Linked DNA regions of Homo sapiens: region 2 is linked to region 1. Evidence: chromatin loops called from intact Hi-C (ENCODE). Cell type or tissue: IMR-90. All regions are shown on one strand. Links, peaks and the distances in the headings refer to the core of each region. The heading gives the core; the rest is flanking DNA.

Region 1 (2,810 bases), core at 142-2,641:
GCTCCTTGAAGAAGGGGGCCGCCTCTGAGCCTAGAGTGACCTCGGAATTGTGGTTGGGAACCAGGTTCACCTTCCAAGTGCCAATCTCACTCTGCAGAGGAGTGGGCCTTAGTGTGAGGGGTGGTAGCCCCTCAGCCTCCTGTTGGTGGAGGCCTCAGAGGAGCAGAGAGGACATCTCCTCCTTTTGAATCCTGGCACCTGAGCCAGAAACCGGCTCTCCCAAGAGGTAATATGCATTTCCAAGCCGAGCTGTACACAGAGCTGAGACCCACATTGGCCACTGGCCAGCTGGTGCCCTTGGGTAAGTAATGGCAGCCCTGAATCTCTGTATTCTCAACTTTAAAAGACGAGAAAGGTGCTTTTCTTGGGAGTGCTGTGTCAATTAGGAAGAGGATGGTGTGCAGCAGGCACTTAATTGGCACTGCATTCCTCCTGTGCGGGGTACTCTGGACCTTTCCTCCTCCCTCTGGGCTCCTTAGAAGCGAGGATCAGCCCCTCTGGGCTTATTATCTCAGGCTGCCCCTTCACCCACCCTGTTTGTTGTCTGCTCCTGGGCAGAGACCTTCATTAAGGGCAACAGTGTCAAGGGGTGGCCCAGGCCCTGGAGCCAACCCTGGAAGCATCACTTCTTGCCTGTTGCCCCTATTTTGAGGCTCAGTGGGAATGCCCATGGCCAGCTCCACAGCAAGACAGATGGCTCTGTCACTGGCCTTGAGTAATGGGAGGCTCCTCTCACCCTACTGGGCCAAAATCAAAGGTTTCTACCATCTTTGTGAGGCAGTTTTACATGTATCAATCTCATTTGGACCCTCTCATAAACTCAAGCAGGGCAGGGGCAGGGTAATTAGCCCTCTTTAACAGGATCAGAAACTGAGATTCAGAAAGCCACTCATCCAGTGTCTTGCAGCTCCCAGGGGCTGGGCCACACATCACGCAGCCTTGGTGCCCCTCCTCCTCCCATTGGCCAATTTTACTGGAACCCATGGGTACACGAGGCCTTAGGACACCTCTGCTATTCTTACCAGCCCTGCTAAAATATCCCTAAGGACAGCAGGCTCCAGGATGTGATGTCTAGATGTTTGCAGCTTTTCTCAGGGGAACTCCAGTTGTTATCTAATCATTTCAACACAAAACCTCAAAATAAACCCACATGAATTATGGACTAAATGCCCAACTCACAAGAATTTTGTAAAATAAACGATGAATCATCTAAAATATTTCATGTATGTGTTGGACAAATCTGAATTGTGTACGCAGGTCTATCCTCAGAGCCTTGGTAAGTAGAGATTCTCTAGGGAAAAAGTTTGAGAGCAAACTTAGGCTTGGGAGAAGCAACAGGGTTGAGGCTGAGCGTGGGATTGATGCTGGAGTGTCACTCACTTTTCTGGCCTTGAGGAAGCCGTTTAGAATCCTGAGGCTCAATTTTCTCATTTATAAAATGAGGTAATGGCTGGGCATGGTTGCTCATGCCTGTAACCCCAGCATTTTGGGAGGCCGAGGTGGGCAGATCACCCGAGGTCAAGAGTTCAAGACTAGCCTGGCCAACATGGCAAAAGCCCATTTCTACAAAAATACAAAAATTAGCTGGGCGTGCTGGTACACTTCTGTAATCCCAGATACCCGGAAGGCTGAGGAGGGAGAACACTTGAACCCAGGAGATGGTGGTTGCAGTGAGGCGAGATCATACCACTGCACTCTGGCCTGGGTGATAGAGTGAGACTCCATCTCAAAATAAATAAATAAATACATACATAATAAATAAAATGAGGTAACAAGACTTTTTTCAAAGGGTACTTTTGAAGTTTCTAATTTTTTTTTTTTTTTTTGAGACGGAGTCTCGCCCTGTTGCCCAGGCTGGAGTGCAGTGGTGCGATCTGGAATTACAGGCGTGAGCCACAGCGCCTGGTCTAATTTTTGCATTTTTAGTATAGACGGAGTTTCACCATTTTGGCCAGGCCGGGATCAAACTCCTGACCTCAAGTGATTCGCCTGCTTGGTCTTCCAAAGTGTTAGGATTACAGGCGTGAGCCACCTTGTCTGGCCTGATGCTTCTTTCTTTTTCTAAAAAAGACAGCTTCATACTTTTCTTTCTTGTCCTTTGCTTTGTTGCCAAGCTTGGAGATGATGAAATTGAGACTTAAAATAAGACAGTACGATCACCTTTTCTTGTATGTGGTTTGCAATTGAGTCCTAAGAGGCAGAAGGGGGCCACTCTGGAAATTCCAAGTCCTTGGGAGTGGTTTGTGTTTACAGTTTCACACAAAAATGAACCAGTTCCATGAAGACTCAGAAGGGAGACTCAGAAGGGTGGAGGGAAGAAGAGGGGTGGATGATGAGAAATTGTTTAATAGGTATAATGTACATTATTTGGATGTTGGATACACTAAAATACCTCTACACAATTGATATGGTTCAGCTCTGTGTCCCCACCCAAATCTCATCTGGAACTGTAATCCCCACATGTTGTGTCGAGGGAGGGACCTGGTGGAGGGAGATTGGATCATGGAGGCAGCTTTTCCCATGCTGTTCTAGTGATAGTGAGGGAGTTCTCACAAGATCTGATATGTTTATAAGTGTTGGGCAGTCACTCCTTCACTTGCACTCTCTCCCCTGCTGCCTTCTGAAGAAGGTGACTGCTTCCCCTTCTGCCATGATTGTAAGGTTCATGAGATCTCCCCAACAATGCAGAACTGTGAGTCAATTAAGCCTCTTTCTTTTTTTTAATTACCCAATCTTGTGTGGTATCTTTATAGCAGTGTGAAAACAGACTAATACAACAATATATCTATGTAACAAAGTTACACTTGTAC
Region 2 (2,810 bases), core at 56-2,555, 140 kb after region 1:
TGTTTACATGCATGTCTGGGGTGACTGAACTCAAGTAATGCACCTAAGGCTCTATGTTTTGGATAGAAGTTTGGGTTTGATAGCAGGCACCAAAAGCAAATGACTAACTCAGGGGACAGAATACAGCATGTCTGTGTCCTGGGGAAGACCATAAACTCTGTCTTTCCAACTGTACAGGTCACTATAAGGATATAGTGAGTTAAGGCAGGAGAATGTGCTTGGTAATCTGTAAAGTGTTTTAGAATTGCACGGGAAAATTCCATGAGTTCCACTATGATTGAGACTAATTTTGTGGCTTTGCAAGGAGATTTGGCATGGAAACATACTCATGCTTTGATAACTGAAAGCAAAATTCTGCAATGAAACCATCATCTTGAGTGTGTGCTATCATGCTCAGTAATCCAAGATCTCACAGCTTACGTGATTCTCAACCATCTCAGCCTCTTCCAACTTTGGTGTTTCCAGTCTCAGAAAGGTGAGGACCTTTTCCCACATATAAGCAGTGACATCTTTAAGTCTCACAAAAGATTTACTTTGAAAAGATTTTCTTTTTTGGGGTAAAGTCATGAGAAAACCTCTCAGCTAGGAAAAAGAAAAAAATAAAGACAAATTTCATGTTAGCAGCCTAAATAAAGAGCTTTGTTAACGTGATAAACTATGCAATGGAGATTATATCTGATGATGCTACTTTACGAGCTTTTGGTAAAATAGTGATTTCTTGGTGAAAAAAAGCAAAATCAGGAAAATACCTCTCCTGAATTGAACTAAATGGCAGTAAGATGATCTCAGCAATGGAAATTCATTGTATTATAAAGGTTGTTTTCAGTATCTAACTTTGGAGACTGAGATTATCAACGCGATGTGCATGCCCATATGTAAAGTCTGTGTCTCAGTTTCAGTGTCCCCTGGTGAACCATTCTGAGCTGTGGGTGAGCCTCAGGAGAGAGGCCTGTGCCTGTGCCTGGGAGACCAGAAAGGGTCTTGGGCTCAGCAAGTTGTTGTGCCCTCAACATGTGCTCTATAAGCCTCCAGGTGGTTTATTTCTTCACTGCAGGCTGTAAGCTGTTAGCTCAAAAGCCTACTGGTAACAAACTCGAATTTTTACACATCCAATTGTTTAAAAAATAACCCAAACAGGGCTGGGCGCAGTGGCTCATGCCTGTAATCCCAGCACTTTGGGAGGCCAAGGCAGGCGGATCATGAGGTCAGGAGATTGAAACCATCCTGGCTAACATGGTGAAACCCTGTCTCTCCTAAATTACAAAAAAAAAAAAAAAAAAAATTAGCTGGGTGTGGTGGTGGGCACCTGTAGTCCCAGCTACTCGGGAGGCTGAGGCAGAAGAATGGCGTGAATCCGGGAGGCGGAGCTTGCAGTGAGCAGAGATTGCGCCACTGCACTCCAGCCTGGGCGACAGAGCAAGACTCCGTCTCAAAAAAAAAAAAAAAAACACCCAAACAAACATTTTAGCCATTTAGAGCCTGTCAGCTTTACACACCCTGCAAAACCTCAGGGGACAGCTGTTACCCACTGATAATGTTATAAGGCCCCAAGCTGCTGCTGGCTTCAGGAGCTTTCTGACCCAGAGCCTCCCCTCCATGCTGCTAAGCAGCATCGTCTAAGGGGTAAGCTCTCTCTCTGCTGCCCCTCTCCCCTGAGATCGCCCTTGCTCTTCTTCCTTTTTGGATGGTTCTTGGCCCCTACGCTGTAAACCTGTGGACAGTTTCATAGCATGAAGTATGAGGGAGTTCCCCCACATGGAAACACTTCAAAACATTACCCAGATAAAGCTTGTGTGTGTTATCATCTCTTGTGGTCATATGTTTGTTCTTGATTGGTCCCCAAATCCCTCGAACCCCTCACAAAATTTCAGAACTCTGCAAAGATGCTCAGGAGCCTGAAAGGGTAGGCCATTGGTGTGTAGGTCTGAGGCCTCCTGGATTTACCAGCAACACACCCATGGCAGACAGCAAGACCTGACTCTTCCACCCAGAGACCTCAATGCAATATTGCCTGCCTGTCTCAGAAGATAGCATCCAGGTGCCTAAGCACGACATTCAAGGCCCTCCATTCCTGACTCCAACCATCCTTTTCAACATAATGCCCACTTGACCCAGAACTCCAGCATGGCCCTCCCTGCATGCCCCCTGTCTAAAATGCTGCTCTCAGCAGTCATCACCATGAGTGGAACTGCTCATCAAGGCTCACTCTCCTGTTGTATGAAGATTTCCTGGTCTCCCTAGGAAGAATAAATGAGTCTCTGATCTAAGTTTCTTGCTCTTTGAGGACACTTCTAGTTAGGCTTTAAAATTGCCTATCATTGTGTAGGATCTGTATGCTGAGAACTATAAAACAGTGATGAAAAAAATCAAAGAGTATCTAAATAAATGGAGAGAAATACAGAATTCTAGGATCAAAAAAGCTTAATATTATTAGGATGCCAATTCCCCCCAAATTTGATTTATAATTCCACAGCAAGTTCAATCAAAACACCAACATGATTTTTTAAAAAGATAGTAACAAGATGATTCTAAAACATATTGAAAGGCAAAAGAGCTAGAACACCTACAGTCAAAACAGAACAAAGCTGGAGGACTCATCCATGCTACTTTAAGATTTGCCACAGAGTGAAAAAGACCTCATGGGATTGGCTAAAGGAAAGATCAATGGAGTAGAATAGAGAACCCAGATATAGATCCACACAGATACAGTCAATTGCTTTTTGACAAAGTTGTAAAGCCAATTCAATGGAGTAAATATTCTTCAAAAAAATTGTGCTGGAAAAATTGGATATTCATTTATAAAAAACAGG

What was found. Peaks named below come from ENCODE experiments on the same cell type or tissue, not always from the same donor. Only the 100,000 strongest peaks of a DNase experiment are listed, where the experiment ranks them.
Region 2: it touches region 1 in a loop (2.9-fold over the local background); 5 of 110 quality-filtered maps call a loop at or near these places.

Annotation. Positions count from the first base shown.
Region 1 is chr7:47,650,573-47,653,382 of GRCh38, forward strand. No RefSeq gene overlaps it. Among named protein-coding and RNA genes, the nearest start is that of LINC02902, 3.3 kb to the right of the region's middle. In IMR-90, for the core only: no CTCF peak of the experiment used is centred there; DNase peaks (open chromatin) are centred at 1,169 and 2,209; H3K27ac peaks cover 1,677 bases.
Region 2 is chr7:47,795,569-47,798,378 of GRCh38, forward strand. PKD1L1 (polycystin 1 like 1, transient receptor potential channel interacting) reads right to left here. Exons shown (of 57, transcript NM_138295.5): 55 at 421-582. All of the region lies in intron 1 of PKD1L1-AS1 (PKD1L1 antisense RNA 1), which reads left to right. Among named protein-coding and RNA genes, the nearest start is that of PKD1L1-AS1, 1.7 kb to the left of the region's middle. In IMR-90, for the core only: a CTCF peak has its summit at 1,039; DNase peaks (open chromatin) are centred at 323 and 1,023; H3K4me3 peaks cover 426 bases; H3K27ac peaks cover 1,042 bases.